Linked DNA regions of Homo sapiens: region 2 is linked to region 1. The links are chromatin loops, found by intact Hi-C in ENCODE. Cell type or tissue: PC-9. All regions are shown on one strand. Links, peaks and the distances in the headings refer to the core of each region. The heading gives the core; the rest is flanking DNA. Region 1 has its middle 48 kb from the start of CDH18-AS1. Region 2 has its middle 29 kb from the start of CDH18-AS1.

What was found. Peaks named below come from ENCODE experiments on the same cell type or tissue, not always from the same donor. Only the 100,000 strongest peaks of a DNase experiment are listed, where the experiment ranks them.
Region 2: it touches region 1 in a loop (5-fold over the local background); 2 of 110 quality-filtered maps call a loop at or near these places.

The regions. Positions count from the first base shown.
Region 1 is chr5:20,345,191-20,362,376 of GRCh38, reverse strand. It overlaps a transcript of CDH18 not described here. Among named protein-coding and RNA genes, the nearest start is that of CDH18-AS1, 48 kb to the right of the region's middle. In PC-9, for the core only: no CTCF peak of the experiment used is centred there; a DNase peak (open chromatin) is centred at 8,716.
Region 2 is chr5:20,268,015-20,285,200 of GRCh38, reverse strand. It overlaps a transcript of CDH18 not described here. Among named protein-coding and RNA genes, the nearest start is that of CDH18-AS1, 29 kb to the left of the region's middle. RefSeq lists an enhancer at 8,137-9,336. In PC-9, for the core only: no CTCF peak of the experiment used is centred there; a DNase peak (open chromatin) is centred at 8,620; H3K27ac peaks cover 2,146 bases.

The DNA of each region.
Region 1 (17,186 bases), core at 3,753-11,752:
TCCTCGGCGCTGTATCAACAGTATCCTTGATTAGTCCTCCTCCTTATTAATTTATCATCTAAAATCATTTTTTTCATTGAGCCCAGTCCCATTTTGCATTAGAAGCTGTGCCACAGTGTACTATGTATTTTGCATTTGTTTTGCTGCAAGTATAGTGAATGTGATGAGTTATGTGTCTATTTCTCAAGAGGGAATTATGTCTCTAGACCAAACAGGAAAGTTGAATTAATGTAAATGTTTATGATTCCTGCCTGACTAAATTACATTCCTTGACATTAATTCGCTAATTTACCTTTGGGGAAGAATATGTACGTATACTTCCCTCATTTATTAGGTTATCAAATATGCATGATTGACTCTGGCATGAATGCAAATAGTAATTTCTTCTCTTCATATTCTTGGTTTACAGTCAATTAAAATTGTCTTCAAGTAACATTTATACTAAACGTTTACTGATATTCTTTCTTACCCTAGTTAATTCACTCTAGTCATATTTATTGAGCATATACTATGAAACATATTTAAAATTTTTCTTATTTAAAATAGTTTGAAAACAGTGGAAATAAGCTAACATAATGCACTTTAATGTAATGTGTAAATGTTGTTAGATGAAAATAACCTATATAATCATAAGCTGAAGGATGAAGTTGATAATATAGATACAGTATTAAGAAACCAAATATGCCACTTTAGGCCCTTGATTTCAGTATATTTGCCAGTATAACTCCCCAGTTTATCAGCCAGTTTCATGAGGGTAATATACTAGCAAGGCATTTTAGTTATCTGTTTTAGTGTAAGAAATGCAAGGTGTTTCCTAATAAAACCACATTATTTACAAAGATAGGGACCCTTAATACATTTATAGTTTTTATGATTCCAATAAGAACATAAAGAAAACCTGTGAATAATTAGCTTAATATTTTATCAAACAGTAATAGCAATACTCCAATTGAAGACATTAAATTGGACCATATCTTATTAATTAAAAGATGGCACTACTTAGAATCTTTTTTTAGTATAAAATGACTTCTCTCGCTTAAATCACTGTTTAATAGCTAATTAATGTAACAGTTTTTCAGTTATTAGTTTGGCATACAGATTAATATCTTCTATGTTATATTAGCACATAATGTTTTGTAGTAAGTCCCTTGATTTCTTACTAACATATTTCTTTTGACTGATATCATTCATAACTCAGGCATTTTTTTTGAAAGAATGAATGAATGAATGAACAATTTTTAATCTAAATTTGGTAGAAAGCATTGCAGAACTAAAATTTGAGGTAATTTCTCTATTCCCTTCTATTAGTACTAGCTTTTAATTCTTCTTTAAATACATATTCTATTTATATGTATACTTCAAAGTCTCTTGGTATTTTATTGTGTGCCAATGTATTAAAATAAAATCACTTATGGTTGAATACTCTATTACAATGTTTTTAAAAGCATTTTGCCTTTGAATATATATCTTCGATTTGAAATTTTTGTGAGTGAGGAGGTAAATCATATCTTTGCAAGTGTCATTGTATACTTCCTAATTGAAAAAAAATTAGGCTTACACAGGTGTATATAGAAGCTTTAACTATGTAAAATGTAAAGCAATAGCAATAACAATACTAATGCTGTAACCTCAACAGCAATCACATATAAAATATGCAGATTGTACTGACTGATAGAAGTATGATGTTGGCATAATTAATCTGCTAATTGTGTCATCTTGAACACACACCCAACTATTGTGATGAAGGATAAAGGCAGGCTTTAGGCTATTGCTTGGATTCAATTTTAAGGAATATTCCACCCAGATCAGGGAGGCATTATATGCTGTGTCTTATTTAAAATGTTGCCATTTGGCACCTAATTCCTGGGGCAGAATTCCAACCAAATTGTAAGTAGGAATGATGCCAACCTAACAGATGGGCCTAATGTGCCAAAGCCAAGAGTCCATGCTCACATATCAAACGTGTTTACTTAGGGCAGGATTCCCAGTTATAAATCTTCAAACATGTTCAGAAAAACTGTGCCAGCATGAAGAGGTTGCCCTTTCTTTAATCCGTCTAGAGGGAGGATTAACCTTGAATTTATTTTTAGAGAAGCAACTTAGCTACAAAAGTCCTTTATCTTTGTAAGCTGGAGAAAGAATAGATAGTTATGGATTCATATATTTCATGCCTGTGTTATTAGTCTAATGTTTATCTAATGGTTTATTATAGTTACAATAATATAACTATATATTATAGAATTATATATAATATATAACATATATTATAGAATTATATATAATATATAACATATATTATAGTTACAATAATATAAGTATATATATATAAAATGTCACTAATCCAAGTTTGTTATTGATTATATTCTTGTTAAACTACTGATCATTACTGATAAAGTGGCATAATGTATTGGATAAATTTTTTAATAGATTATTATATATTTCATCACTATTTCTATAATATTCACCCAAAGCTGTAAAGTTATAAATAATAATAACTTTCTAACTTTATAAGACAGTGAAAATTCATGTTTCACTGGGTCGTTTTTATCCACAGATGACTATTGACAAATAAGTGTAAAATGAGTAAGTTGCAAATGTTTTGTTGAGGCTAAGCATTATGATAACACATGTAATGAGGAAATATCTTAGAGAAAACTGGTGGAGAATTAGTGGTTTACTAAAACAGGCTGATATATATATTCCTACTTGAAGTTTAATGGATGCATAATAAAACCTGCTGAGGCTGAGCTTAGTTCACTAAGGTGGTTAAAACACTTCAACTCCATTGTTCTCTTCACATAATTTAACACATGACAGGGGCACCGAAGTTTAAAGAATGTTAAGTACTTAAAGGCCATAGTTTATAAAGAAAATATGAACCAAGAGGAAGATTATTCTTTTAGCTGCTTTCAGTGTGAGAACAATGTAAGATCCCCAAAGGCAAAACATGCTGTAAAAATAAAGCTTCTGAATGCTTTATATTCCATAAAAAATGAAATTCTAATCTTTAGATTGTTTTACGAGGATTGCTTCATTATTAGCAACAACTCTTATTTTACAAACTTTATATTTTTATTAAATAAGCAAAACATGTGAATAGTAGAGATATTAGACATTGTAAATGTACATACAGAAAAGGGCCAATAAGATGGGCATGGTGGCTCACACTTGTAATCCCAATATTTTGGGAGGCCGAGGTGGGTGGATCACCTGAGGTCCCGAGTTTGAGACCAGCCTGACCAACATAGAGAAAGCACTTCTCTACTAAAAATACAAAATTAGCTAGGCATGGTGGCACACTCCTGTAATCCCAGCTACTTGGGAGGCTGAGGCAGTAGAATCACTTGAACCAGGAGGCGGAGGTTGCGGTGAGCTGAGATCACGCCATTGCACTCCAGCCAGGGCAACAAGAGTGAAACTCCGTCTCAAAAAAAAAAAAAAAAAGAAAGAAAAAAGGCCAATGCATCACTCCAAATCCAACATCAGGCTTAAAAATGCAAACATTTCTTGAATATTTTTATATGTACATATGTATATTAAAATAAGATCACACCAAATATATAGTATGGACATTTGTTTTTTGTTTTGCTTTACTTAAAAATATATTGGGACCAGCTTCTAATTTCAAAGAATGAGCCATCTGCTGCATCCATTTTAAATAAACAGTATGCTCAGGGCATTTAGGTTGTTTGCCATCTTGCACCTTAAAAAAACCTGTAACTTCCTTAAACATATTGAATATATATTTTGGAATATATTTCTGAGTGTCTTCTGAGGTTCTAACCCTGTAAGTGGTATTGCCTGGTCAAATATTACACATATTTATGCATATTGAATTGCTCTGTAGAAAGTTAAGTTGAGTAAAACCTCATATGAATAATGCATAAGGATGTAACACCTACCTCTCCACAAAAAACGCTAGCTATAATCAGAAATATCTGTACCCTTTATCACCTGATAGGAAATGGGATGTGTTTTTAATATCTATATTCTTATGTCAAACTACTTTCAATTCTTTGGTCTAGGTCTCATTGACCAATTTTATTATTTTTGTTTTCTTGTTCAACTTTGTTTTAGAATCAGGGGGTACCTGTGCAGATTTGTTACATGGTTATATTTTATGATGCTGAAGTTTGGGATATGACTGAACCTTTTGCCCAGGTAGTGGGCATAGTACCCAACAGGTAGTTCTTCAGCCTTCGCGCCCCTCCCTCTTTCTCTCTGCCCACTAGTAGTCTCCAGTATCTATTGTTTCCATATTTATGTCAATGTGTACGCTTAATGTTTAGCTTCCACTTATATGTGAGAATATATGGTGTTTTGTTTTCTGTTTCTGCCCTAGTTTGCTTAGAATAATGGCCTCCAGCTGCATCCATGTTGCTGCAAAGGACATGATTTCATTTTTTATGGCTGCATAGTACTCCATGGTATATATTAACCACATTTTTTTTTTTAATCCTGCACACTGTTGATGAGCATCTAAGTTGATTCCATGTCTTTGCTATTGCAAATAGTGCTGCAGTGAGCATGCAAGTGCATATGTCCTTTTGGTAGAATCATTTATTTTCCTTTGGGTATATACCCAATAATGGGATTGCTGGTTCAACTTTTGTTATTTGAGAAATCTCCAATTTGCTCTCCACAGTGGCTGGACTAATTTATAGTCCCAATAATAGTGTATAAAGTCTCCCATTTTCTCCACAGCCTCACTAACATCTGGTATTTTTTCACCTTTTATCAAAAGCCATTCTGACTTGTGTGAGATGATGTCTATTTGTAGCTTTGATTTGCATTTCTCTGATGATCAGAGATGAAGAGCATTTTTTCATGTTTTTTGGCCGCTCTTATATCTTGTTTTGAGAAGTGTTTGTTTATGTAATTTCCTTGTTTCAACATAATAACAATAGAAAGTTATTTAGTTTTGTTATCTAATAATGATAGAAGGTTATTTTGGTATATTTTTTGCAGTTTTTCTATCAGAGCATTTGGCTTATGTGTGTGTTGATTTGTGCCAATGTTTATTGGTTATTTAGCTAATTTTCAAACTAGTGACAATTGCAATTTTAGCATTTTGCATACATGCTTCCTTCCTTCTCTTCCTCTCCTACTTTTAAGGAGAGGATATTCTGTTAAATAGTTTAATCATGTTTCTTTTCGCCTTTGGAATCACATTAAAGATCTTTTTTCTTAATGTTAAGTAACATCATGCATTCTCATTTTTATATAAATGTATGTATTAAAAGCCATCTGATTTTTTTTCTCATAAAGTGTCAGGTAAATATTTGTAGTTTATCTTAATTTCTAACATGTTACACTAACACTACTTATCAAATGTCTTCTTTTTCCTGAGACTGACTTACAGTTATTACTGCATATATATTGCTATAGTTATTACTACATATATACTGACTTACAGTTATTACTACATATATATGTGTGTGTATATATATGTATATATGTATACACACGTATATATACATGCATGTATATATAGAGTATATATATAGTATATATGTATGTGTGTGTATATATATGTGTGTATATAGGTATATATGTGTATATATACATATATACGCATACATAGGTATATGTGTGTGTGCATGTGTATATATATATATATATAGAGAGAGAGAGAGAGAGAGAGAGAGAGAGAGAGACCTTGGTATATATCCATATCTAGGTATGTTTGGTTGTATTTCTTTATCTCCTGCTCTGTTCTCTTAATATGCTTGTTTTTCCTCCCAGTATCATAAAGTTTTAATTCAATTAATAATGTATTTTCCTATCTGATAAACAAAAATCCTCTTTACTCTTGATTTAATCTACATGCTGTCTATATTATTAAAATTTATAATAAATCTCTAGTCAGATGAATTTCTAAGCTAACTCTTTATATATCTTGAGTCATCTCAGCCATTTTTTCTTCCATGTGCATTTGAGATTACCTTTGGTGGGAGTGTTTTTTGTTGTTGTGGTGGTTTTGTTTGTTTGTTTGAGATGGAGTCTTGCTCTTTCGCCCAGGCTGGAGTGCAGTTGCGTGATCTCAGCTCACTGCGACCTCCGTCTCCTGGATTCAAGCAGTTCTCCTACCTCAGCCTCCCAAGTAGCTGGGATTGCAGGCACCTGCCACCATGCCCAGCTAATTTTTGCATTTTTAGTAGAGACGGTGTTTTACCACATTAGCCAAGCTGGTCTCAAATGCCTGACCTCAGGTGATCCGCCCACCTCGGCCTCCCAAAGTGCTGGGATTACAGGCATGAGCCACTGAGCCTAGTCTGGAGTGTTTTTAATTTTAGAGTGGGTTTTAAAACAAATTTTAATGCTTTGATCGAAAATAAATGTACTGATATTCCTATTTTAATGTAGGACAGATATTGTAAATAAAGTATATTTTGTATTTAGGGTAGGAAGTTTATTTGTATCTGTTAAATCAAAATCATTGAATGTGCTTGTCAATCTGTAACATTACCTAAGTTAATTTGGTCTGTGAATAATTGACAATAATATGTGACTCTTGTGCTTCCATTAGTGTCCTATGTTAGTGCTACATCATAACTAATGATAAATTCGCCATGAGTTGTATGTAAATATTAGGCTTGCAGCATATTCAGCTTGATGTAGATAAAACTTCAGATGCATAAACACTTAGCTATAAATATACAAAAGTAGTTTTACCTTACCTTAATATATTGTTTTCCAATTAAGAAAATTTATCATGAGGTAGATTTTTTAATTCACACAGTAATCTTTGTATCATAAGTAATCATAAGTAATCTTCACCCTAATTAATGAGCAATATACACTTTCTAAAGATTGCTCTTTCAGTCTCAGACTCTAAGAGGTCTTCCAAAATAATTAAATGTTAAGTCAAAGAAATGTAAGATTTTTTTGGCCACCCATATCTTTCAAGCAGGGTATTGTACTTGAAAAAGAAAATAACCTTCCACTTAGCTATAGGCTATGTTTAATTCATATGTGAAATGCTACCTCCAGATGAGTGTGACATTTTGAAGAAGACATGTCAAGTTTGGAAAAGTTCAGAGACAAAACAAAATGATCAAGGGCATGTGGTTGCTTTCATGAGAAGATGCTACTGGAGTTGCCAGAGGCATGTTGTAGGGAGAGCCATACTGCCCTCCCTCATCTTGACACAGACAAAAGGCAGTTTCTTCGTCTTACTAGCACAACTGCATAGGCAGTTAGATATGCAGGGCATTTGTTGGGGGAATCACTTGTTAAGAGAAAGGGGAAAGGAGCTGGAGATGTCTGGGAGAACATTTACACCATTATGGATATCTGACACCTTAAATAAGGAAGAAAGATGCAGTGTGGGCCTATGAAAATTCTAGCAAGGTGATCAGGCAGGTACCCTTTGGAAGAACATTTCCCGGTAATTGGCCCTCGTAGTAAAGTGGTCCTGGTCAGATATTGTCTTGGAGCAATTATTGGAAGCATACCTTTCATGCAGAAGGGTTGTAGATATCATAAAGTAACTGATTTCACTGGTTAATTATGTTCATATTGGTAGGAGATCTGATAATCCTATTGTCATGGTTACCAACTCAGATCTCTGATTGTCCTTTCAACAGTATGACACCACTAAATCTCTTCTATACAAAATTTCTGATTCTTTGCTGAAGGATGGATTGAAAAGCTTAGGAGTTGAGACAGGCACGGTGGTTCACACCTGTAATCCCAGCACTTTGGGACACCTAGGTAGGTGGTTCGCTTGAATTCAGGGGTTCGAGACAAGCTCAGGGGTTCGAGACTAGCCTGGGCAACATAGCAAGACCCTGCCTGTACAAAAAATCGCCACGTGTGGGGTGCACACCTGAAGTCCCATTTGGGGCAGGAGGATCGTGTGAGCCCAGAAGGTGGAAGTTGCAGTGAGTGAAGACTGCTCCACTGTACTGCAGCCGGGGTGTTGGAGGAAGACCCTGTCCCTAAATAAATAAATAAAGCAAGGTCAGGAATTAAGTAAGAGCATAAAATGTCATGTTACATAATTAAAGCATGCTTTCTTATTGTGAATAAAATTATAAATAGTTTTGCTAAATTTAACGTATGTTAAAAAATGTTTCAAGTAAGGAGGATTCCCTCAATTTAAATCAGTTAATATAAAATTTAAAAGTAAAAGCCCTTTATATAATTGGATAGCAAAGTACCACCATGCACTTTTATCTTACATTTTAGAATGCATCTTTTTAATGTATTATTTATAATGTTTTGTTCTTCAGTGAGAAGTTAAAACTATCAAAAAAATAATTTCTGAAAACTCTATATCCAAAGTGGATAAGCTGCTTTAGCTTCCAATAAAAATAATTGTAGTTACACTTTCTTTAAAACAAGAATTCAGCTTTATAGCTGATGGAAGCAGGAAGCTAAACGTGCTTCTCCTTAAAAAGAATGATTTGTTTAAAAGTAAATTGACCGAGAAGCCTTTAAGAACAAGAAAGTTCTAATCATGGTGGGCAAGGGACTCTTTAGCTTCCAGTATACGGAAACCTGTCTAGTTTCCTTTCCATTCTTCAACCCTGTGGGAGAAAGGATGAAAGGATGCAGGAACTCTGGGGGCTCAGCTGGTGCAGAGTGCCAGAAAAGACAAATTATAGCTTTGAAGAGCTGGGAAATAGTCACATAAATGAATCAGCCTTGCTAAGGTGGTAATGGCTGATTGCTGCGAGATAAGCTATTCTGAAGAGACTTTGTTGCCAAAGCCTGAAGGTTGAGGACAAAACATGAGGAAGCACTTCTGACTGGTAGCCTGAATTCCTGAACTCCAGGTGAGTCAGAAGAGAACATTCTAATAAAATACAATATGTAGGATTAGGGTGAATGACGATGGTAAATTAAACAGAATATAAAAGTTAGTGTGCTGCATGGATATTATTTCTTTTTTGAGCTTGTTCTAGGGGAAATCTAGCATATCTTTATTAATTCTGATTTCACTTAATTCATTAATGTATTTTAATTAAAGCACAGGAAGTGGTGCATAACATCTTATTAATAATTTATAATATGTGGTCATTCTATTTGTCTTATTGAAAAGCAATCTCTGAAAAGCCTCATATTACTGGCAAGCGCATGTATGCAAACTGGAATATTGAACACACACACACTTGGGCACTTACAGGTAAGCTGCCAAAAGCAAAACACGAAAACCAAATTGAAAGTTACTGAATTGAAAAGCAAAGTGGAGGCTGTTGTAAGTAACTCACATATGAAGGACCAAAAATGTATTCCAATGGAGGCATACACCACCATGAGAAATCACAGTACTGTTGTATATAACCTTCTTTCAATGATTAGGGAAAAAAAATGAATTAAAAAGAAAAACCATTTTCATATTATTTGTGATACACTTGAGAGAAGCCATAAAGGCTTCCATAAGAGTGTTCCTACCCATTAGTGTTTATAACTACAGCTAAGCTTTTAATGCTACTACCAAATTGTTTTAATTCTAGCTTATTATAAGATGAGGATATCTAGCAAGAAAAATGCCTAAACAATAAAAAAGTATAAATCACATCAGTGTCATCAATGAAAAGAACATTAGGTTATTTTTTTTTTATTTTTATTTTTTTGAGACAGAGTCTCTCTCTATCGCCCAGGCTACAGTGCAGTGGCGCCATCTTGGCTCACTGCAAGCTCTGCCTCCTAGGTTCACACCATTCTCCTGCCTCAGCCTCCCGATAGCTGGGATACAGGCGCCAGCCACCAGGCCTGGCTAATTTTTTTTTTTTTTTTTTTTTGTATTTTTAGTAGAGACGGGGTTTCACCGTTTCAGCCAGGATGGTCTCGATCTCCTGACCTCTTGATCCGCCCACCTGGACCTCCGAAAGTGCTGGGATTACAGGCGTGAGCCACCCGTGTCTGTCCAGGTTCTTATTTGTACATAGAAAATTTGTAATATTAAAATGAGATAATCATAGTAGACCTTTCAACAACCAAGATTTGGGGTGCTGGCCCCCCACACAGTCAAAAATCTATGTATAATTTTTGACTTCCCCCCAGAATAACTGTATTCTTACAATAAAGTAAACTAGAGAAAAATGTTATTAAGAAAATGATAAGAAAAGAGAAAATATGTTGACTATTCATTAAGTGGAAGTCATCATCATGGAGGTCTCCATTCTCTTCGTCTTCACATTGAGCAGGCTGAGGAAGACAAGCAAGAAGAAAGGTTGGTCTTACTGTCTCAGAGTTGCAGAAGCAGAAGAAAATCTGCTATAAATGGATCCTCACAGTTCAAACTCGTGCTGTTCAAGGGTCAAGTGTGTATGCATTTGGATCACTTGCATAAATGATTGATGCAGATTTTTTGCTGAATAAGATTAAATACTGCTTTATAAGCTTACTTTGAGTTTAGGTTACCTGGTTAACCTAAACTACTGAGCTTTAGCTGGATAGAAGAGGTGAGGGGCTTTCTTAGCTTTTGCTCTCACTGCCAGTTTAGCTTCTTTAAGAAAGTTTGCTCCAGTGGACTCGCTGGTTCCATACTTTTGCAGTGCCACATAAAAATTTGAAATACCGTAGCAAAAGCAATACCGAAAAGTGAAGATCTTACCCCACCAACAGGCAAAATTTGCTTCTAAATTTTGAGTTGAGTTTTGATTCCAATAGCCAACCGGTGGCAGCATAAATAGATTGCCATCCACAGCCACGGGAGTTCTCTGTTTTCACAATGGACATTCATATCATGACTATTATATCTTGACACTACTAAATCTTACGCTTCATTTACCAAAATTGTATTTTCCTACATCAGCTGGTCCAAAAAAAAACATTTTCAGCTATTACATGGTGATACTGTATGGACAAACTAAGTCTCTTAAAGTTTACAATACTGGAAATAAAAAGATATAAAGAAATAATTAAGTGTGCTGAAAAACAAAATCTTCAGCCTCTGCCAGATGATCTGTGCCTCTGTATCTTCAGGTAACATCACTCCAACCCTCAAATAAATGACAGCTGCTGTTAATGTTGCTTATATTGCAAATAAAATATTTCTAGAAAAGCATTTTATATGTGTTCGTTAATTTATTCAGCAAATAGTTATTGAATCTGTACTAAGTGCTTGCCACTGTTCTAACCATTTGATGTATCAGTGAACAAAAAAAAAAAACAACCCCCATGGAGTTGACATTCTGGTAGAAGGAGACAAAATAAGCAATAACACACACGCACACACACACACACACACACACACACACACAAATACATTTACTATGTTTGGAGCAGGTAAATGTCAGAAAGTAAAGAGATAGTCATGGTAAAAGGAATTGATTGTGCTGGGAGGTGCAATTTTAAATAGAACAGTTAAGGTAAGCCTCATTGTGAAGATGACATTTGAGCAAAGATTTGATGAAAATGAGTATGAAAAAGTTCTCCTTTTTTTTTTACTTTTCCAAAATGGAAGGATTTAGGAGTTTTTTGAGATATTGAATTAGCCTATTTTCTACCTGTTAATTTACCCTCTTTCATTATGAAGAAACTAAAATTTTCAAAGAAAGAGCAATTCTAACCTGAATAATATTCCAAAAGACTCAGATGAATAGCTTCATTTTGATAAATATTCATTCTTCCTCTTCCTCTTTTATTCTCCAAATTCTAAACTACCTTCATATATCTTATTCACTGTCACAGTTCTGAAATGTTTGCCTCCAGAGAGCACACTGAATAATCATATAGATTCTTAAACAGATCCTCATATAGCTAAACCCATAAAAGTCATGAAACACAGCAGTGTTAACTCATCAATGCATGAGAAATTCCCATGATATGAAAGTCTGCACAAGACAATTAATCTATGATTGGTTTTGTATATATTGGCAAGCTGGGGATGGTAGTTTAACAAAAGTAATTACCTTTATGAAGTAATATTTTAGGTAATAATTTTGTCAGATTGATAATCCAAAAATGGAATACATTTAACATTGAGGAAATTGAATTTACTTCTGTGTCTATAATCTATTAGCTACAATATGGTTAGAAATAAATATTTCTATAAAGTTGACTTCTTTGAATTAAATTAAATGAACCATTGAAACATATCATAAAACACATATATTAAAAATCACTGATTCATACTTCATTTTTGTTTTTATTGTTTTCCATTGTGTATATCAAATTGAAAAGCCTGGTGCTGTAACAGGTTAGAGGTATTATTATGAGATATATGTTTCCACTAAAAACAAAAAGAAATTTTTTTGTAATGTAAGAATAAATATTAGAATAAATCAGTAAGCAAGGAGACACCTTAGTGAGTCCATGTATTGCCTTTTGAAAGCCACTTATCTAAACATAAAAATATTACACGAGAACTCAAAATATTTTTTGAGCCAGGCTTTACTATTTCTGCTTCCAGGTTGAGTAAGCTAGGTTGGAAGGATATTTCAGATGTGCTTTCTTGACCTTGGCCAACTGTGACATCATCTTTAAAACAATGCAAACTGCTGTGCATGATGCTGTATATGAAAAGTTGAGGTTTTAGAGCATTTCAAGCCTTATTGGCTCCAGCTCGTTTATCTTAGAAGATCAGAAATTTGGCTGAAAATATGTCCCATTATTTTCCTGTGTTAATAGTTATGTAATATGATTTCTTCTTAGGTCTGACAAAATGTAATCTGACTTATCTTTTGAAAATTGGACATGTGCAATAGAGTGTTAAATATGAAAAATAACATTCATTAAACTGACAGATAAGGAGCTAAAACATTATATCTTGTAATCTTTGTGTATTCCCTGTGCTTGATATACTGATATTATATCCTTTTCATGTCTTTACTTACTATGAATACATAGCCCAAGAACTTCTCTTCAATAATCTACTATTTTATCTTTTATCTGTGCATTTGAACTTTAACGCCTGCTGGATCAAACACTTTCTTTCATCAATAAGATGAAAAGATTTTCCATGTATTATTCTCAATTTCAAAAATAAACCAGCGTATTCTGAAGATTAGAGGCAAAAAAAGACAGAGGTTCCCGAGTATTCAATGAATTCTGCATTTTTAACGGATGTAAATTGCAAATGAGCTTAAATCACATCATACTAAAATTCGATCTTTTGTCTTGAAAAAGGCAAAATAGAATACAAAAAAAATATATCTCCAAAGTACTACTGTTTGGTTGTAAATGCCTAAAATTTCCACAATAAGTGTGAGTAAAAGAAATCTAAAATGGCCTTTAGAAGTTAGTTTTACTCCTTTATGACATCACCAAGCCCTTTATTCTATTCCTTTAGTTATGGAACAAGGTAAGAAATCATAGTCTATAAAAGTATCAACTTTTTAACTATTCTTGATTTGTGATAATTGCATAATAGGTGACTTTGATGAGTAATGTTTTTCTTTAAAAAGTAAATACACATTTCCAATGCAGAATCTAACATTAGTAGAGATAAAATACCTTTTAAAAATAATTATACTTATTTAAGGAAAAGTAATTATGGCTTCTGGACCTTATATCAAAAAAAGTAAATGTTTTAGGGCTTGCACAAAAGGTAAGTTTTTGTTTAGTTTTTTGAGAATGAAGGGCCAGGAACAATGGATCTGCTTATAGAGAAGGGTGGGGATGGGACTGCAAAAGTTGTCAGATTTAATGTTCCCTAAAAAAGTACTTTCATCTGGAAGCTGGAAATGCCTCATCCCATCTTATGTGTAGGAATGCACTCTCTTCACTTTATGTTTGTATGTGCTTTTCCCTGTCTTGTATTCCATTGTGGATTCTTATATTTCCAAGCTGCTTTCTCAGTATGATGCAAATTCCCTGAAGTCTCTCACAACACTGGTCACTTGATCAACGTTTCTGTCTTAAACACATTTCACTCAGGTTTTTTCCTATCTTTGTCAGAGCAACAAATTATTTTCCTCCACACACTCTGACAAGCAGCCTCACTACTAACAGCTTACCAAAACTGATAAGGAAAAGAAAAATGCTTTTTAAACTGCACAGATCTTTCATTAATCATTGTAAATATTTTATTCAGCTGGCTTCTTGTCAACCTACATTTTGCATTAGTATTTTCTCTTGTATTGTAATTGTCTACAAGACAGATTTGCCTACATGTTTGCCTTTGAAAATTGTGATTAAGCAATTAATGGATGTCTCTTTGTTGTTAATGAGTTTGTTATTCCATGCTATGAAATCTTATTTTATATCCAAACAGGTTTGAGAGAAAGATTAGATGTGGGATAAAGATATTGTCTAATTTACTCATAGCCACAAATTTACTAGAAGATCTAGATTACATGAGTAGTGGGGGATCTTTTTTTGTCTTATAACAGTAATGCATTATTTTTCAAGAAAAGAGTTGAGAGTGTTGCAGTCTGCTTAGTCCCTAGTACAGCTAAGTCCAAATTCTTGTCCCACAACCAAGAAGAATGAGACATGCAGACATTGGAGAGTGAGTAGAGTAGGATTTATTAAGCAAAAGGAAAGTTATCAGCAAAGAGAGGGGGCTGGAAAGCAAGTTTCCAGAAACAGGACTGAGTTCCTGATATGTTATGTGGCAGAAGCCAGGAAGTCTTCTGTAGGTTTTTCTCCAAATGGGAGAGGTAAATGTTCCTCCTATGGGTGTTGCATCTGCACATGCTTGAGTTTGGGCTGACTGACTCCCTCTTGGTTATTACCCATGAATGCTTAACCAAAATCCATGGAGGGGCTAAACACACAATGCTGATATCATGTTAACAATATTATATTTAGCAAGGTTAAGACAAAGATATTTATTTTGATGAATTGTGCCTGCCCCTAAGTTGGGACAGTCCCTGTGAGCAGCACCCTGGCTTAAGGGGAAGCTCTTAACCACATTTCTTCCCTTTAGCTGCATAGGCAGTTTAGGTGCTGTCCATGGTTGTTCATGTGAATATTGCCTCTCTCTGTTCTTCTCCACTGATCCTCCCTCTCGATCTGCCTAACCAGCTCCTAACTGCCTCCTCTCTCCTTCCCCATTCTGGAGTAGTGACCCTAATTGCGGTTTAGGGAAAAGGGAAGAAAACCACACTAGCTGCTCAAGCTGTGAGGGGACATTGTTTGTGTGGCAGTCAAGAGTCATGCAGAGGGTGGTCTAGCAGGCCTCGGAAGAAGGACTTGTCCATGTGGGGTGCCATCTGCATCACCATCTAAAATTTGATGACCTCTAGGTGAGAAGAAACAAATTTTACAAGAAGGTTTAATATGCAGAGTCCAAGAAGCAGAGCTAAGACAATCATTACCAGAAGTCCTAATAAGTGGGGGAACCATGTCATTGAAGGGAGATATCCTTTAATGGTATTTCATATATCTCCAGCTAAATGGGTCTTAGCACCCCTTAACAATTTAGCTCTACAAAGTAGATGGTTGGCTCCAAATTCAACCTCTCCTTAGGAGTTAACATAAAAACAACAAGAAGTATCTGCTATAGCACATACCCCTCATTTTTCTGCTAAGAGATAATCAAGGTCTATTCTGTGATCCATCACCTGATTGGCAAGTAAATCTAATGACATTTGGAGGACCTTAAAACCCTGAACAGCATCTTCAGCATATTGTTCAATTACACTTGATGCATTTTGAATTGTTTATGCATTGTAAACTATTCCTACAACCGAGCCACCTATGGATGTAACAGCTGTTATTACACTCAAGGCTATAAGACCTACTCCTCGTTTCTGTTTGGTACGTTCTTAATGGGAAGGGACTTTGTGAAGTAGATACTGGCATATTTGTAAAGAGCCATCTAGAGGTAACACCCATTGCAGGGAATACATCCCTCGCACCACTGTGCAGTATAGGCAACTCAAGGCCCAGAGTTTTTGCTGCTGGTCTTCACAGACGAACCACAGTCCCTGAGATGCATAAAAGATAGTGGTATTTTTTCAAGTTCACCCACTTCTGTACATCCTGGCTGAATGTACAGTTTGGGACAGATGATTCAGCTCCTAAAGGACCCCAAGAAGTACCAGCCCAAGCTCTTTCCTTTTGTAAGGCAGAGTGGTTTGTTAAGGCACCAACAATTAAATCTGCCCACATACAATGAATGTAGGCATTAACTGTCCAAAAATTCTTGTTCTGATAAGTTTTAATACCTCTAGTCCCGTTAAATAGTTGATAAGCAAAAGCTTTGGAAGAATAAAAATTTTAATTAATAAGACTCTCTGCTCCATAACATAGAGTGTTCCATGTTGTTAGTCTCCAGGTGGAAACACAGGGTATTGAGGACTACTAGGGAAATCCTCTCTTATCGAGGTGGGTAGTCCCCCCATGTTTGTACCAAACAGCCATTCTAAACGGTTGGATTTCTGGGACTACTGCTGCATTTTCAGAAAAGGGTTGGAAACATTTAGGAAAGTGAGAGGAATATATTAATCATATTTAGCTTATTGGAGCATTTCTGATAAATATGCCAGAGTGCAAGAGGTACTCCTGATGGTAATTGTGGTGACAGTAAAGTGAAATTCTTTACTACATGCATAATTTGTGACATTCCAAAGGAGATATACATAGCTTTTTTGAGGGTGGCCCCCGTCCGCAGTGGAGGACTTCTTATAAATTGTATTAATGGAGGGGCTGAAATGGAAGGACTACAGAAGCATTGTGGCCACTCTGGAATTGGTGGTGCCTGCTTGCAAGGGTTGGTTATAGGTTTCAACTTGTATAAGTATGAGGTGGATTTTTTCAGGAGATTCATGGCAAATCTAACAATTACTAAGATTCTGACCTTTTGTTATATCCTGGGTTAGGTGGGTTAGGTAATTTCCATTTCCTATCTTACATATTATTTAAAAAACTAATATAAAAAAGCCATTCATAATATAAGCAGACGTTAAACAATTACTTAGCTAAGAAAGTTGCATATGGTTGGAATAAATATAAATGATATAATAAAAAAGAGCTACAGAGGGAAAAAACAGGAATAAAAAGCAAAATAGGCTAATCACTTTGAAAGCAATGTTGTGGCTAAAGCTGTTTCACGTTGTGAAAGACATTAAATCCTAGCAGAAAAATAGCTGCTTAGGGAAGTAAATAATCCCTTGGGTGTTCCGGATTAAGGGATCCTTGGCAAAGTTGCCTTATCGTGAGAATTACCACAGAAGCAGAGCAGCAGTTATAAAAAATAGTACCCCAATATACCCCAATATACAAATTACAACCCCAATTTCCAATTGGATGTTGGGAAGTCTGATTCCAAATAATATTTGACC
Region 2 (17,186 bases), core at 4,444-12,443, 78 kb after region 1:
CAATTTTCTAAGTTATCATTGATTACTTCACATTAATTATGGTGGAATCTGTAAACTGTATTTGATTTGTGCATGCAGCAACTACCACCAGAAATGCAAATAAGCCCCCAATATACTCTTTATTTATGAGAGGGGATGGGTATGATATAACGGTTTAGGCAAAATGTATAACCATAGAATAATTTCTATGATGTATTGACTTAAACATAAAATAAAATATATCAATTCTTATTCTTAATTTCTATGTAAGAGTTTTTCAAGTAACCCATTAAATTGAATTATAGTACAACATTATAGACCATGTGCTATCCATGAGAATTAACCTTCTACACTATGGCTATGAAACAGATCCTAAATACATTGGTCCCAAATACAACTTGATTTCTAATACTTATATTTGCTCTATAAAATATTCTATAATAATTTGTCTCTGATGATTGAATCCATAAAGTGATGGTTTAAAATATTAGTTTTAAAAAAAGAATTCCCTTGCTAAATTAGCAGGATCTCAGAGAAATTGGTTAGTGGATGAGGTCAAGCTTGTTCATGGTGTCGTACTAAGTGTTTTAGGTGCAGGATTAAATGCAGTTTTTTCTGCAGAAGTTTATTGATTTTAGTGAATTGACTGACATAAACTCACAAGAAGAATAATGCTTAAGTCAAATGTCAATCGTTCCAATAACGGTGGGAAAAAATAACTCACAAGTGGATTATGGTAGGCATGTAGATTAATCAGCATGTTTTCTGTTTGTTAGAAAAACTGTATAAGCCCAAATTAAAATTTTAATGACTTTTAAAACATTTTTATAATTTTTATTTTTATGAGTACATAGTAAGTGCGTATATTTATGGGTTACACGAGATATTTTGATGCAGGCATGCACCACATCAGGTTAAATGTGATACCTATTACCTCAAGTTTGTATCCTTTCTTTATGTGACAAACAATCCAATTATATCCTTTTAGTTGTTTAAAAATGTACAACTGTAGTCACCCTGTTGTGTTATCAAATACTGGATCTAATTCATTCTCTCTAACTATATTTTTGTACTCATTAACCATCTCCTCTTCTCCCTGGCCCACTCCCCGCTACCATCCCCAGCCCCTGGTAACTATCATTCTACTCTCCATCTCCAGGAGTTCAATTGTTTTAATATTTATTTAGCTCCCAAAGTGAGTGAAAACATGTGAGGTCTGTCTTTCCGTGCTTGGCTTATTTTACTTAACATAATGATCTCTAGTTCCATCCATGCTATTGTCAATGATAGGATCTCATTCCTTTTATGGCTAAATAGTGCCCCACTGTGTATATGTACCACATTTTCTTGATTTATGTCAATGGAAATTTAATTTGCTTCCAAATCTTGGAAATTGTGAATTCTACTGCAGTAAACATGGGAGTGCTGATATATCTTTGCCATACTAATTTCCTTTATTTTGGGTATATACCTAGTAGTGGATTTGCTGGATCATATGGTAGCTCTATTTTCAGTTGTTTGAGGAAATTCCAAACTGTTTTCCATAGTGGTTGTGACAATTTACTTTCCCACCAACCGTGTACAAGGGTTCCCTTTTCTCTACGTACTTAACCAGCATTTATTATTGCCTGTCTTTTGGATAAAAGCCATTTAAACAGGGTCAAATGATATTTAATTGCAGTTTTTTTTTTCCATTTCTCTGATGATCCGTGATCATGAACATCTTTTCATATACCCGTTTTCCATTTGTGTGTCTTCTTTTGAGATGTGTCTATTCAGATTTTTTGCCCATTGATTAATCAGATTCTAAGATGTTTTTCCTATAGATTTGTTCACACTCCTTATATACTCTGGTAATTAGCCACTTGTCAGATGGATATTTTGCAAATATTTTCCCCCATTCTGTGGATTCCCTCCACTTGTTGTTTTCTTTGCTGTGCATAAACTTTTTAACTTGATGTGATCCCATTTGCCCATTTTTGCTTTGGTTGCCTAGGCTTGTGAAGTGTTACTCAATAAATCTACCCAGTCCCATGTCCTGGAGAGTTTACAAAAGTTATTTTTTTTCTAGTAATTTTATAGTTTCAGGTCTTAGTGTAAGTATTTAATTTATTTTGATAAGACAAGAAGCAGGGGTCTAGTTTGACTTTTCTGCATATGGATGTTTAGTATTCCTGGCACTATCTATTGAAGAGATTGTCCCTTACCCAGTGTATGTTCTGGGCATATTTGTTGAAAATAAGTTCACTGTAGATGTACGGATTTGTTTTTGGTCTCTCTATTTTGATGCATTGGTCTGTGTGTCTGTTTTTATGCCAGTATCATGTTCTTTTTGTTACTATGGCTTTGTGGTATAATTTGAAGTCAGTTTATTTTATTCTTTTTGCTCAGAATAAGTTTGGCTATTTTGGTCTTTTGTGTTTCATATAAACTTTAGGATTGTTTTTATTTCTATCAATAGACAAAGAGGGAATCCTCCCTAACTCATTTGATGAGGCCAGCATCATCCTGATACCAAAGCCTGGCAGAGACACAGCAAAAAAAGAGAATTTTAGACCAATATCCCTGATGAACATCGATGCAAAAATATCCTCAATAAAATACTGGCAAATCGAATCCAGCAGCACATCAAAAAGCTTATCCACCATGATCAAGTGGGCTTCATCCCTGGGATGCAAGGCTGGTTCAACATATGCAAATCAATAAATGTAATCCAGCATATAAACAGAACCAACGAGAAAAACCATATGATTATCTCAGTAGATGCAGAAAAGGCCTTTGACAAAATTAAACAGCCCTTCATGCTAAAAACTCTCAAGAAATTAGGTATTGATGTTACGTATCTCAAAATAATAAGAGCTATTTATGACAAACCCACAGCCAATATCATACTGAATGGGCAAAAACTGGAAGCATTCCCTTTGAAAACTGGCACGAGACAGGGATGCCCTCTTTCACCACTCCTATTCAACATAGTGTTGGAAGTTCTGGCCAGGGCAGTCAGGCAGGAGAAAGAAATAAAGGGTATTCAATTAGGAAAAGAGGAAGTCAAATTGTCTCTGTTTGCAGATGACATGATTGTATATCTAGAAAACCCCATCGTCTCAGCCCAAAATCTCCTTAAGCTGATAAGCAACTTCAGCAAAGTCTCAGGATACAAAATCAATGTGCAAAAATCACAAGTATTCTTATACACCAATAACAGACAAACAGAGAGCCAAATCATGAGTGAACTCCCATTTATAATTGCTTCAAAGAGAAGAAAAGACCTAGGAATCCAACTTACAAGGGATGCAAAGGATCTGTTCAAGGAGAACTACAGACCACTGCTCAATGAAATAAAAGAGGATACAAACAAATGGAAGAACATTCCATGCTCATGGGTAGGAAGAATCAATATCGTGAAAATGGCCATAATGCCCAAGGTAATTTATAGATTCAATGCCATCCCCATCAAACTACCTACCAATGACTTTCTTCACAGAATTGGAAAAAAACTATTTTAAAGTTCATATGGAACCAAAAGAGAGCCCGCATCGCCAAGTCAATCCTAAGCTAAAAGAACAAAGCTGGAGGCATCACACTACCTGACTTCAAACTATACTACAAGGCTACAGTAACCAAAACAGCACGGTACTGGTACCAAAACAGAGATATAGACCAATGGAAAAGAACAGAGCCCTCAGAAATAATGCCACATATCTACAACCATCTGATCTTTGACAAGCCTGACAAAAACAAGAAATAGGGAAAGGATTCCCTATTTAATAAATGGTGCTGGGAAAACTGGCTAGCCATATGTAGAAAGCTGAAACTGGATCCCTTCCTTACACCTTACACAAAAATTAATTCAAGATGGATTAAAGACTTAAATGTTAGACCTAAAACCATAAAATCCCTAGAAGAAAACCTAGGCAATACCATTCAGGACATAGGCATGGGCAAGGACTTCATGTCTAAAACACCAAAAGCAATGGCAACAAAAGCCAGAATTGACAAATGGGATCTAATTAAACTAAAGAGCTTCTGCACAGCAAAAGAAACTACCATCAGAGTGAACAGGCAACCTACAGAATGGGAGAAAATTTTTGCAACCTACTCATCTGACAAAGGGCTAATATCCAGAATCCACAAAGAACTCAAACAGATTTACAAGAAAAAAACAAACAACCCCATCAAAAAGTGGGAAAAGGATAGGAACAGACACTTCTCAAAAGAAGACATTTATGCAGCCAAAAACACATGAAAAAATGCTCATCATCACTGGCCATCAGAGAAATGCAAATCAAAACCACAATGAGATACCATCTCACACCAGTTTGAATGGCGATCATTTAAAAGTCAGGAAACAACAGGTGCTGGAGAGGATGTGGAGAAATAGGAACACTTTTACACTGTTGGTGGGACTGTAAACTAGTTCAACCCTTGTGGACGTCAGTGTGGCGATTCCTCAGGGATCTAGAACTAGAAATACCATTTGACCCAGCCATCCCATTACTGGGTATATACCCAAAGGATTATAAATCATGCTGCTATAAAAACACATGCACACATATGTTTATTGTGGCACTATTCACAATAGCAAAGACTTGGAACCAACCCAAATGTCCAACAGTGATAGACTAGATTAAGAAAATGTGGCACATATACACCATGGAATACTATGCAGCCATAAAAAATGATGAGTTCATGTCCTTTGTAGGGACATGGATGAAGCTGGAAACCATCATTCTCAGCAAACTATCGCAAGGGCAAAAAGCAAACACCGCATGTTCTCACTCATAGGTGGGAATTGAACAATGAGGACGCATGGTCACAGGAAGGGGAACATCACACACCAGGCCTTTTGTTGGGTGGGAGGAGTGGGGAGGGATAGCATTAGGAGATAAACCTAATGTTAAATGATGAGTTAATGGGTGCAGCACACCAAAATGGCACATGTGTACATATGTAACAGACCTGCACATTGTGCACATGTACCCTAAAACTTAAAGTATAATAAAAAAAAGAATCCAGAAAAAAAATAAATAAAATAAATAAATAAATAAAGTTTTTTTCTTCTTTCAATATTAAAAAGAAAAGAAATGTCATACATATTTTGATAGAGATTGCATTGAATCTGTAAATTGTTTGAGGTATGAGTAGTTTCCAAAATTCCTTTTGCTTTTTATTTCTAGTTTGATTCCATTTTAGTCAGATAATAACTTTGATGTAATTTCAATGTTTTTGAATTTTTTAAGACTTGTTTTGTGTGCTAACGTGGACTATACTTGAGAGTTATCTGTATGCTGAGGAGAACAATGTGTATTCTGAAGTGGTTGGATTAAATGCTCTGTAAAAAGATATATTAGGTCCACTTAGTCTATAGTGCAGACTAAATCTATGTTTCTTTGATGATTTTCTGTCTGGATGATCTGTCCAATCCTGAAAGTGAAGGATTGAACTCTGCAGCTGTTATTGAATTTAAGCCTATCTCGCTCTTACAGTTTTTGCTTTTTTTTTTTTTTTTTTTTTTTTTTTTTGAGACAGAGCTTCTCTTTTGTCACCCAGGAAGGAGTGCAATGGCATGATCTCGGCTCACTGCAACCTCCACCTCCCAGGTTCAAGCGGTTCTCCTGCCTCAGCCTCCCAAGTAGCTGGGATTACAGGTGACCACCACCATGCCCAGCTAATTTTTGTAGTTTTAATAGAGACAGGGTTTCACCATGCTGGCTAGGCTGGTCTCAAACCCCTGTCCTCAGGTGATCCACCTGCCTCGGCCTCCCAGAGTGCTGGAATTACAGGCATGAGCCACGGTGCCCAGCCTCTTATAGTATTTGCTTTATATATCTGTGTACTCCAGTGTGGGGTGAGTGTATATTTATAATTATTACATCATGTTGCTGAATTGACTTTCTGATCATTACATAATATGCTTCATTTTCTCTTTTTATAGTTTTTGTCTTTAAGTCTATTTTGTCTTATATAAATATAGCTACTTATGCTCTTTTTTATTTCTATTTGCATGGAATTTCTTTTTTAATTGCTTTATTTTCAGTCTATGTGTGTCTTTGTAATGTGTGGTTTTTTTGTAGGTAGCAGATCTTTGAGTCTCATTTCTTATCCATTCTGCCACTCTGTATCTTTTGATTGGATAGTTTAGCCCATTTACATTCAATGTAATTATTGATAAGGAAGGACTTACTCCTGCTATTTTGTTATTTGTTTTCTGGTTGTTTTGTGGTCTTCTTTTTTTCCTCCTTTCTTGGCTTCCAATCTAGGTACATGAAATATCTTTTCATTTTTTAGTTTCTCTGGTCATGTATTTTAATTTCTTACATGTTATTTTTTGTGTCTCTGTTGTAGGTTTCTGATTTGAGGTTACCAAGAGGCTTTCAAACAATATCTTATAACCCACTATTTTAAAATAATACAACTTAACTGATTGCATAAGCAATCAGACTGTCAAATAGGCAAAAAGAAAATAAATAAAAACTCTGTACTTGTTACTTTATCACCCTACTTTTTAACTGTTCGTTCTTTGTATTGTAGTTATTATTTTTAATCAGGTCATCTTTTATTTTTTATACTGAAGTTATAAATAGTTTACACACCACAATTACAATATTATCATATTCGATGTTCCTCTATGTACTTGCTATCACAAGTTAACCTTCAATTATATTTTATTGCTCATTAACATCTTTTTTTCTTTCAGACTGAAGAACTCCCTTTAGCATTTTTTGTAGGATAGGTCTTATATTGTAGAAATTTCTCAGCTTTTTTTTGTCTGGGAAAGATTGTATTTATTTTTTATGTTTGAAGGATATTTTTGCTGCATATCCTATTCTGGGATTTTTTTTTTCCTTCAGCGCTTTAAATCTGTCATGCCATTCTCTTCTGCCCTGTAAGATTTGCACCAAACGGTCTGCTGCTAAGTGTGTTGGAGATCCATCCTATGTTATTTGTTTCTTTTCTCTTGCTGCTTTTAGGATCCTTTCTTTATCCATGCTCTTTGGGAGTTTGATTACTAAATATCTTGACATAGTTTATTTCTGTTACATCTGCTTGGTGTTCTATAACTTTCTTGTACTTAAATGTTGTATATTTTTCTTGATTTGAGAAGTTATTAGACCTTTGAATAAACTTTCTACCCAGGCTCTCATTATCTATCTACTTTAAGGCCAATAACTATTAGATTTTCCTTTTTTAGGCTATTTTCTAGATGTGGCAGGTAGGCTTCATTATTGTTATTCTTTTTGCATTTTTCTCCTCCGACTGTGTAGTTTCAAATAACCTGTCTTCAAGCTCACTTATTCTTTCTTCTGCATGATCAGTTCTGCTGCTAAGAGACTGACACATTCTTCAGTATGTCAACTGCATTTTCAACTCCAGAATTTCTGCTTGACTTTTTTAATCATTTAAATCTCTTTGTTAAATTTATCTCATACAATTCTGAATTCTTTCTCTGTGTTATCTTGAATTTCATTGAGTTTCCTCAAAATGGCTATTTTGAATTCTCTGTCTGAAAGGTCACATAACTCTCTCTCTTCAGGATCGGTCCCTTGTGCCTTATTTATTAGTGAGGTCATGTTTTCCTGGGTGGTCTTAGTGCTTGTGGATGTTTGTCAGCTTCTGTGCAGTGAAAACTTAGGTATTTATTATAGTCTTCATATTCTGGGCTTGCTGTACTCATTCTTCTTAGAAAGGCTTTCCAGGTATTCAAAGGGACTTGGGTGTTGTAATCTAAGTTTCTGGTCACTTCAGCCAATCTGCACTGGAGGCACCCAAAGCCCAGTAATGGTGTGGCTCTTGAAGATTCCATAGAGGTGCTGCCTGGGTGGTTTTAGAAAAGATCTTGAGGAATTCTCTGGATTACTGGTTGGAGACTCTTTTTCCTTTCCTTCCTTTTTCCAAAACAAGCAGAGTCTCTCTCTCTGTGCTGAGTTGCCTTGAGTTGGGGGAGGGTTGACACAAACAACCCCATGGCCATCACCACTGGGACTGCACTGGATGAATCTTGAAGACAGCACAGTTCTGGTTCTCACCGAAGGCCTGCAGTAACCACCTCCTGGCTACCGCCTGTGTTCACTCAAGGACCTAGGGCTCTAAAAACAGCAGGTGGCAAAGACAGCCTCGCTTTTGTCCTTCTCTTTAGGGCAGTGAGTTCTGGTCCAGAGATGTCGTCCTGAAGCCAGGGCCTGACGTTGGAAACCTTAGGAATGTACCTGGTGCTCTATTCTACTGCAGCTGAGCTGGCATGCATGCCACAAGACAAAGTCCTTCCTACTCCTTCCTCCCCTTTCCACAAGCAGAGGAGTTTCTCCCCACAGTCACTACCACCACAGGCCTGTGGCCAGTACTGCCTGGCTACTGGTCATGCTTACTGAAGGCCCAAGAGCTCTTCAGTCAGCTTCTGGTGAATACTCCCAGGCCTGGGACTCTCCGTTCAGGGCAATGGGCTCCCCTCTGGCCTAGTGCCAGTGCAGAAATGCTGTCCAAGAGCCAAGGCCTAGAATCCAGGACCCTAACAGCCTGCTTAGTGCTCTATACCTTGTGGTCAAGCTGATACCTAAGCTGCAGGACAAAGTTCCCTTTACTCTTTCCTCTCCTTTTCTCAAGTTTATCCTGTAGCCACCACTGCTAGGAATGTGCTGAGTCACACCTGAGTCTCATCCAAGGCCCACAATGAGTAATTCTTGGCTGTTGATTCTGACTATTCAGGGCTCAAGGGTTCTTTATTCAGCTGGGGATGAATCCTGCCAGAATTTGTTCTTTGCCTTCAAGACAGTGGGTTCCCTTCTGGCCCATTGTGGGTCTAGAAATAACATCAAGGAGTGAGAGCCTGGAATGGGGGCCTCAGGACTCTGCCCAGTTCCCTATCCAACTATGGCTGAGCTGGTATCAAAGTTGCAAGACAAAGTTATTTTTACTCTTCCCTCTCCTCTCCTCAGTTGAAGGGAGGAGTCTCTCCTGGAGCTGTGAGCTGCGCTCCCTGGGATTAGCAGAGGAGTGGCACAAGTACTCACTTGGTCACCCCAGCTGGTGTCTCACTAGGTCACTTGTCCCCCATGTTCACTGGCTCCAAGCCCAGCAAAGCAGCAGGATTTGCCCCATGAATTGCAGTTCTTTTGGCCTAGACTACCTTTCAAGATTATTTAGAACCTCAGAGCAATTTATCGCATGGTAGTGAGGCTTGCTGGAAGTCACATTATGTCTGCTGGGGTGGGTAATTTCCCTCTGGCTAGGGCTGGTCTAAATGCTCCCTCCATGGGACCCAGCAGAATTCTGCCCAGTGTTGCCACTCACTGTGATAGAGCAACCATGAGTTCTGATGCAAAGTCCCCAAATCACTGCACTCTCCCTCCCCCAAAAGCAAATATTCTCTCTCTACACCATGCAGCCACTGCCAGAAGATAGGAGCAATTCAAGACTGTCTTTCCTATCCCATTCAGAGCCTGTTTCAGTGATAAGAAGTTAAAACCAGGTACTTTGATCACTCACCTGAAGTTTGATTCTTATTAAGGTGATTTTTTGTGTGGAAAGCTATTCAATTTGCTATTCCTCCAGGGAGGTTAATCAGTGAAGGCTTCTATTTGGCCACCTTGCTCCACCTCCCCCTTAATGATTCTTAATGTACTCAGAACACAAAAAATAATTGATTATTATTCATGGAAAATGCCATAAAGCATTGCTTGTGTGATACAACTGTTAAGTGGCGTATTAGTCAGTTTTCACATTGCTATAAAGAAGTACCTGAGATTAGGTAATTTAAGAAGAAAAGAGGTTTACCTGACTCACAGTTGAGCAGGCTTAACAGGAAGCATGATAAGGAGGCCTCAGAAAACTTACAGTCATGGTAGAAGATGAAGGGAAAGCAATGACCTTCTTCATATGGTGGCAGGAGAGAGAGAGAGCATGATGGGGGAAGTGCCACACGCTTTTAAGGCATCAGATCTCATGAGAACTCACTCACTATCACAAGAACAACATGGGGGAGATCCACCCTCATGATCCAATCACCTCCCATTAGGCACCTCCTCCAATTTGCCATGAGATTTGGGCAGAGACACAAAGCCGAATCATATCAAGTGGATATATAATCTCAGGTCCCAATATCATTTCTCCTCAGAAATGTGGTGAAAATAATAAAAAAAAAATCTTTAGCTTTTCTTTTCTTCAGGATCCCTCTTGTCTACTACTTATTGGCAAATCTAGTTTTCTTAGATATGGTAACATTTAAGGGCCTTGATATGGTCTTTGTGGAAAGGGTAACAAGCATGTCAAGGCAAAATGATTCATGGTCAGAGGTTTTGGAATGCTATTGCATTTTTTACAGTTCTCTCAGGCCATCACAATGCAAAGTAGTATATTAAATTTTCACCCATCATTTGAAATAATTTACATTGATTATATCCAAATATTTTTTCTATAAAGTATAAAAAAGATGTTCTCAAAGTATGATAATACGCCAAAAGCCAATGTTTTCTAGAATGGCTTTCTTGTAAGACAGTGGAATTCATTTAATTGGTTTTACATGTATCAAAATATATATATTCTTATCTTCCTAGTTTTGATACGGCAAATATACACTTTTTTTGTTTTTTAAGAACAGGTTTATTGAAATATCACTGATGTATATAAGCTACACATAAAGTTTATAACTTGATAATTATTGACATATGTACTCATCTATGAAGGCCATTGCAAAAATCAAGATAAGGAATATATCTCTCATCTCAGAAAATGTATATGTATTCCTTCTTTCTGATCCAGGAAAACACTGGTCAGATTTCTCTCACTATGCATTCTATTGACTTCTGAAAATTTTATATAAATTGTACCCTTGTAGGTTTTTTTTCTGGAAGGGATCTTCTGACTTATTTCACTCAGTATAATTATTTTGAGATTCAGCCATGCTGCGTGTACTTTATACTTGCTAAGTAGTATTATATAATATAAACATGCCACAGTGTGTGAATTCATTCTTCTGTTCATAAATATTACATTGGTTGATTTTTCTAGCTCTGGAGGCTAGAAGTTCAAATTTAAAGTGTCAGCAAGGCCATGCTCTCTCTAAAGACAATAGGGAACATTCTAATATGTACCTTTCTCTTTGCTTCTGATATTGCCTACTTTGCTAGCAATCCTTGCCATTCCTTGGCTTGTTAGAGACATTTCTGAAACTTTCTTCTTTCATTGTTGCATAATGTTTTGTCTCCGTTTCTCCACCTGTATCCCTCTTCTCTTCCGACACCACTCATGATGGATTAGAGCCTACTCTAAAGAAATCATCTTAACTTATTTACATCTCCAAAAATCGTATTTACCTGTAAGTACTGGGGGTTAAGACTTCAACATATCTTTTTAAAGGATACACTTTAACCTGTAATGACTGATTTCTCAGAATCTTAACTTGGTCTATTTTAATGTAACATCCTGGTATAGGTTTGATGTTATTGCTATATCCATGTTTGGGTGAGTGTCATAGTAGTCATCTATTTACTGATAGCTTTAATGATAGACAACTGATAACACACATGGATAAGCCAAGAAATAGTAGCAATGTATTTCTAGCAAATATAAAATATGTATTTTTTTTAGTTTGAATTTTTTGTCAAGATTTAATAATTCAGAAATTTTACATAAAAACCTAGATGCCACACTAAACCTGAAATATCAAGCACTGGGCAACAGAAGTTCTTAGTTATCATACTGCATCAATCAATTGACAGCAGTAATACTAAGGCATATTCAGTAAGTAATATGATTGATCATTTTAATATTTTTCTGAACCATTTCATATTGCTTCTTGAGTCAAATTTATTTTTCCATATTATCTGCCTTGCCCTCATAAGTATATGTATTTTTACTCCAGTCGACCTTAATCTCTCGAGCTCTTTGAACATCAAAACAACTTCATAATATAATTATAACAAACCCACAAGAACACAAGGCCCAGAATGAGAAAGATAATGTTTTAATAATATTTATAGGCACCATATTGTCTATGCTAGGTCCCGATATTTCTGTTTGTTGAATATTTCCTAAATAATGCATTGAGCTTTATTTTGTTTTTACAAAACAAAAAATGTTTTGCATCTTAGTACCTTAAAATTACAAGACTCAAATGAGCAAAGGACAGTTGCAAATATATGAATAGAGATGGAAATTTCCTAAATAAATGTACTTTTGCACAATCCTAAATGATTATCAGCATATAGTAAATTGTTTGCTTACAAACAGTTAAATCTATTCACTAGTTTATTCTTAGTGTTTGCCCGTGTGCATTAACATTACTGCATTTTCATTAGCATTTAGCTATTACATTGAAAACTTTCACATTAGGGAGTATGGAGAAAAGTGTTTACCCTTTGATGGAGAATAATAGTGGTCATTCATGATTTCCTAGAAATCCTTGCAGTGGTTGCATCCTCAAAATTATTTTACTTATTATTATGTAGAGGTTACTGGTTTTAACTGAGGTACAGAATATACATTTGTAGAATGACATAGAGGGAAAAAAATGAATGGACTTTGGAATCAAACAGAGCTAGTGCTATTTGTTAGTATGTTATGTCAATATAAATATTTTACATTTAGCTTCAGTTTTATCTTCTGAATGAAGGAAATAATAGTATGGGCTGTTTATTATTATTGTAATGTTCTGTTTAGTCTCACTCCAAAAAAAACAGGAACTTGCTCTACTTTCTTCTGTATTTCCATCCATTGTTCTACATTAATTATTTTCTTGAAGCATACAAAATGCTTTTTTTCTAATCTAAGAAAACAAAACTTTATCTACTCCCTCAACATACTGTGTCAAAGCCTTCCCTCCCAATCAGTCTTTGAAACAAAACAAACAAACAAAAAAAGTTAATCATGCTTACTTTTTACTTTCTTATTCTGCCTTCTCTCTTAAGCCCACATCATTGAACCTTTGACCCAATCCATCTCAGATACTGCTCTCATTACAATTACTAACCATCACTCTTCAGTCCTTAAATTAATGTGTCTCTCTGTGACTCTTTCTATTCAGATTTGGTTTACAGATCTCTACTTTAAGTCCACTTCTTCCTCTTAGGCTATCTTCAGTCTGTTTTGCTACTTGCTTTCCTCTTTATTTTGTTTAATTATCACTGCCTCTCCAAATCCTATTTTTGATCCAATTCACTTAAAAAATAGACTGGAAATGTTCACCTCCCTTTAGTTTTCCTTAATTCTTTATTCATAAAAATGTCCAAAATGTTGAAAAAATAGTGCAGCTAATACCTACAAACTTAAATTCACATCTCTCTCTCTCTCTCTCTCTCTCTCTGCCTCTCTACAGCAAGTGGCAGATGTTATAAAACTTCCTCTCTAAATATTTCAGCATAACTCTTAAATAAGAAACATTCTCCCATACACTAGTATTCTACCGCCATAACAAAATACTACAGACTGTGTGCTTACACAACAGAAATTTATTTCTCACAGTTGTCATGGCTGGAAATCCAACTCAAGATGTAAGCAGGTTTGGTTTTCCCTGAGGTCTGTTTCCTTGTCTCATAGATAGGCATCTTCTGGCTATGTCCTCACAAGGCTCTTCCTGTGTGTTTGAGTGTGTGTGACGTGTGTGGTGTGTGTGTATATCATTGTTGTATCTTCTTTCTTTTTTAAATTAATTTTGTTTTTAATTAACACGTAATCATTGTACCTATTTCTGGGGTAAATTGTGATGTTTCGATACATATATAGATTGTGTAATAATCAAATCAGGATAATTGGCATATCCATCACCTCAAACACTTGTCATTTCTTTGTAGTAAAGACATTAAAAATGCTCTCTTCTAGATATTTCTGGATAGACAATATATTATGGTTGACTATAGTCACCCTGTAGAGCAATAGAACACAAAAACTTATTCCTCTCATTGAGCTCTACTTCGTAATCATTGACCAGCCTCTCGTGAGGACAACAGTTCTAGTGGATTAGGGTCTCAATCTTCTGATCTAACTTATCCATAGTTATCTCCTTGAAGATCTTGTCTCCAAATCCAGTGAAAAAATAAGTTTCCTCCTTTTTATTTTCTATTTTATTTATTTATTTATTTACTACTTAACTTTTATTTTAAGTTCAGGGGTACATGTGCAGGCTTGTCATATAGGCAAACTGTGTCATGGAAGTTTGCTGCACAAATTATATCATCACTCAGGTATTAAGTCTAGTACCCATTTAGTTATCTCTCTTGATCCTCTCCCCCGTCCCACCCTATGCCCTCAGATATGCCCCAGTGTGTGTTGTTCCCCTCTATGTGGCCCATGTTTTCGTCATTTAGCTCCTACTTATAAGTGAGAACATATGGTATTTGGTTTTGTATCCCTGCATTAGAGGTTGCTAAGGATAATGGCCTCCAACTCCATTCATGTTCCTGCAAAGGACATGATCTCATTTTTTTATGGTTGTGTAGTATTCCATGTCCTATATATAGCACCTGTTCTTTATCCAGTCTACCACTGATGGGCATTTAGGTTGATTCCATGTCTTAGCTATTGTGAATAGGGCTGTAATGAACATACATGTGTATGTGTCTTTATAATAGCATCATTTATATTCCTTTTGGTATATACCCAGTAATGGGATTGCTGAGTCCAATGGTATTTTTGTTTTTAGGTCTTTGAGGAATCTCCACACTCTCTTCCACAATGGTTGAACTAATTTACACTCCCACCAACAGTGGATAAGCATTCCTTTTTTCTCCACAACCTCGCCAGAATCTGTTATTTTTTGACTTTTTAATAATAGCCATTCTGACTGGTGTGAAATTATGTATCATTATGGTTTTGATTTGCATTACTTTAATGATCGGTGACATTGAGCTTTTGTCATACGGGGAACACCATTCATTCCTTAACATCTTACATAACAACAATATCAATATTCCTTTCAGGAAGTTTAACAATTCTATATCATAAAATATTGTTTATATTCTAATTTCCACATTTGCCTTCAAAAAGTTTTATAGCTAGCTGTTTCTATTACTCAATATCCTATCAAGATTCACATTGCAACTAGGTGATTTATGTCTTTATTCTTTTTTTTTTAAACAAAGAAATCTCCTGCATCATTTTATTTATTTTTACTTTTCCTTGTTTATGTATTGTTTTACATTGATTTTATTTTTGAAGCATTCAGGTCATCATCTTGTCTAATGATTCACAACTGGGATATGTGAGAGTGGTTCCTCATGATCCAGTTCAGGTTCATGTTTTTTTGGCAGGCTTGCTTCATAGGTGACATGTAATTCCTATTGCATGTTGACTTATCCTGGTATTATTGAGCTATCTTTATTTTTGAATTCTGTACATTTTCTTTATCTCCTTTCCATTTGTATACATATATGGGGGTATATGTGCAATTTTGTTACATTCATAGATTCCCTAGTGGTCAAATCAGGGCTTCTAGAGTATCTGTCACCTGGATAATGTGCATTGTACCCATTAACTAATTTGTCTTCAATCTCCCCACTTTTACCCCTTCACCCTTCTAAGTCTACAATATCTATAATTTCGTTTTCTACATACATATGAATACACTGTTTACACTCACTTATGAGTGAGATTATGTAATATTTGTCTTTCTGTTCCTGGCTTGTTTCACTTAGGATAATGGCCTCCAGCTGCATCCATGTTGCTGTGAAAGACATGATTTTATTTTTTCCATTGCTGAATAGTATCCCATTGTGTATATATAGCGTATTTTCTTTATCTATTTAAACACTGATGGATATTTTTATTTATTCCATATATATTCTATTGTGAATAGTGCTGTGATAAACACAGGAGTGAGGTATGTTTTTGATATATTGACATCTTTTCCTTTGGGAAAAGTGGTGGGAGTGCTAGATCGAATTGCAGTTCTATTTTTAGTTCTTTGATAAATATCAATACTGTTTTCATAGAGACTGCACTAATTTACACTCCCATCAACAGTGTATAAGAGTTCCCTTTTCTCCACATTTTCACCACTATCTGGTTTTTGCCTTTTTAATAACAGCCCTTCTGATTGGGGTAAGATGTTATCTCATTGTGGTTTTGACTTGCATTTCTTGGATGATTAGTGACGTTGAGCATTTTCACATTTATGTGTTGGCCATTTGTGTATCTTCTTTTAAAAAATATCTATTCTTATCCTTTGCCCATTTTTAATGGGATTATTTGGTTTTGCTGTTGTTGGTGTTCAGTCATTTGTGTTACTTCTATATTGTGGATATTAATCCCCTGTTGAAGAAATAGTTTGCAAATATTTTCTCCCATTCAACAGGTTGTCTCTTCACTCTGTTAGTTGCTTATTTTGTTGCGCAGAAGCATTTTAGTTTAACTAAGTCCCACTTGTCTACTTCGTGTTGTTGCTGCTTATGCAGTCTTAGTCATAAATTTGTCACCTAGGCCAATGTCCAGAAGAGTTTTCCCTAGGTTTTCTTCCAGTACTTCTAAAGTTTCAGTTCTTATGCTTAAGTCTTTTTCGTTGTTGTTGAGATAGGGTCTGTCTTGCTCTGTCCCTCAGGCTTGTATCCAGTACATAATTATGGCTCACTGAAGCCTCATCCTTCTGGACTCATGATCCTCCCACCTCAACCTCCCAAGTAGTTGGGAAGATAACCATGCCCAGCTAATTTTTAAAATGTGCTATAGAGATGGGGTCTTTCTGTGTTTCCTAGGCTGGTCTCAAATTCCTGGGCTCAAGCGGTCCTCCTATCTTGACATACCAGTGCCAGGATTATAGGTGTGAGCCACTGTGCCCAATCTGTTTAAGTCTTTCATCTGTATTGAGTTGCAGGAAGTCCTACATAGAACAATCAGGCAAGAGAAAGAAATAAATGACATTTAAATTGGAAAATAAGCATAAATTATCCCTGTTTGCTGAGGATTTGATCTTATATCTAGAAAAACCTAAAGATTCAACCAATACCCAAAGGAATACCCAAAAAGACACAATCACGCATATGTTCATTGCAGCACTATTCACAATAGCAAAGACATGGAAGCAACCTAGGTGTCCATCAGTAATGGATTGGATAAAGAAAATATGGTACGTATACACAATGGAATACTATGCAGGCATAAAAAAGTGAAATCATGTCATTTGCAGCCATATGTGTGCAACTGGAGGCAATTATCCTAAGCAAATTAATGCAGGAACAAAAAATAAATGCAGTATGTTGTCATTTATAAGTGGGAACTAAACA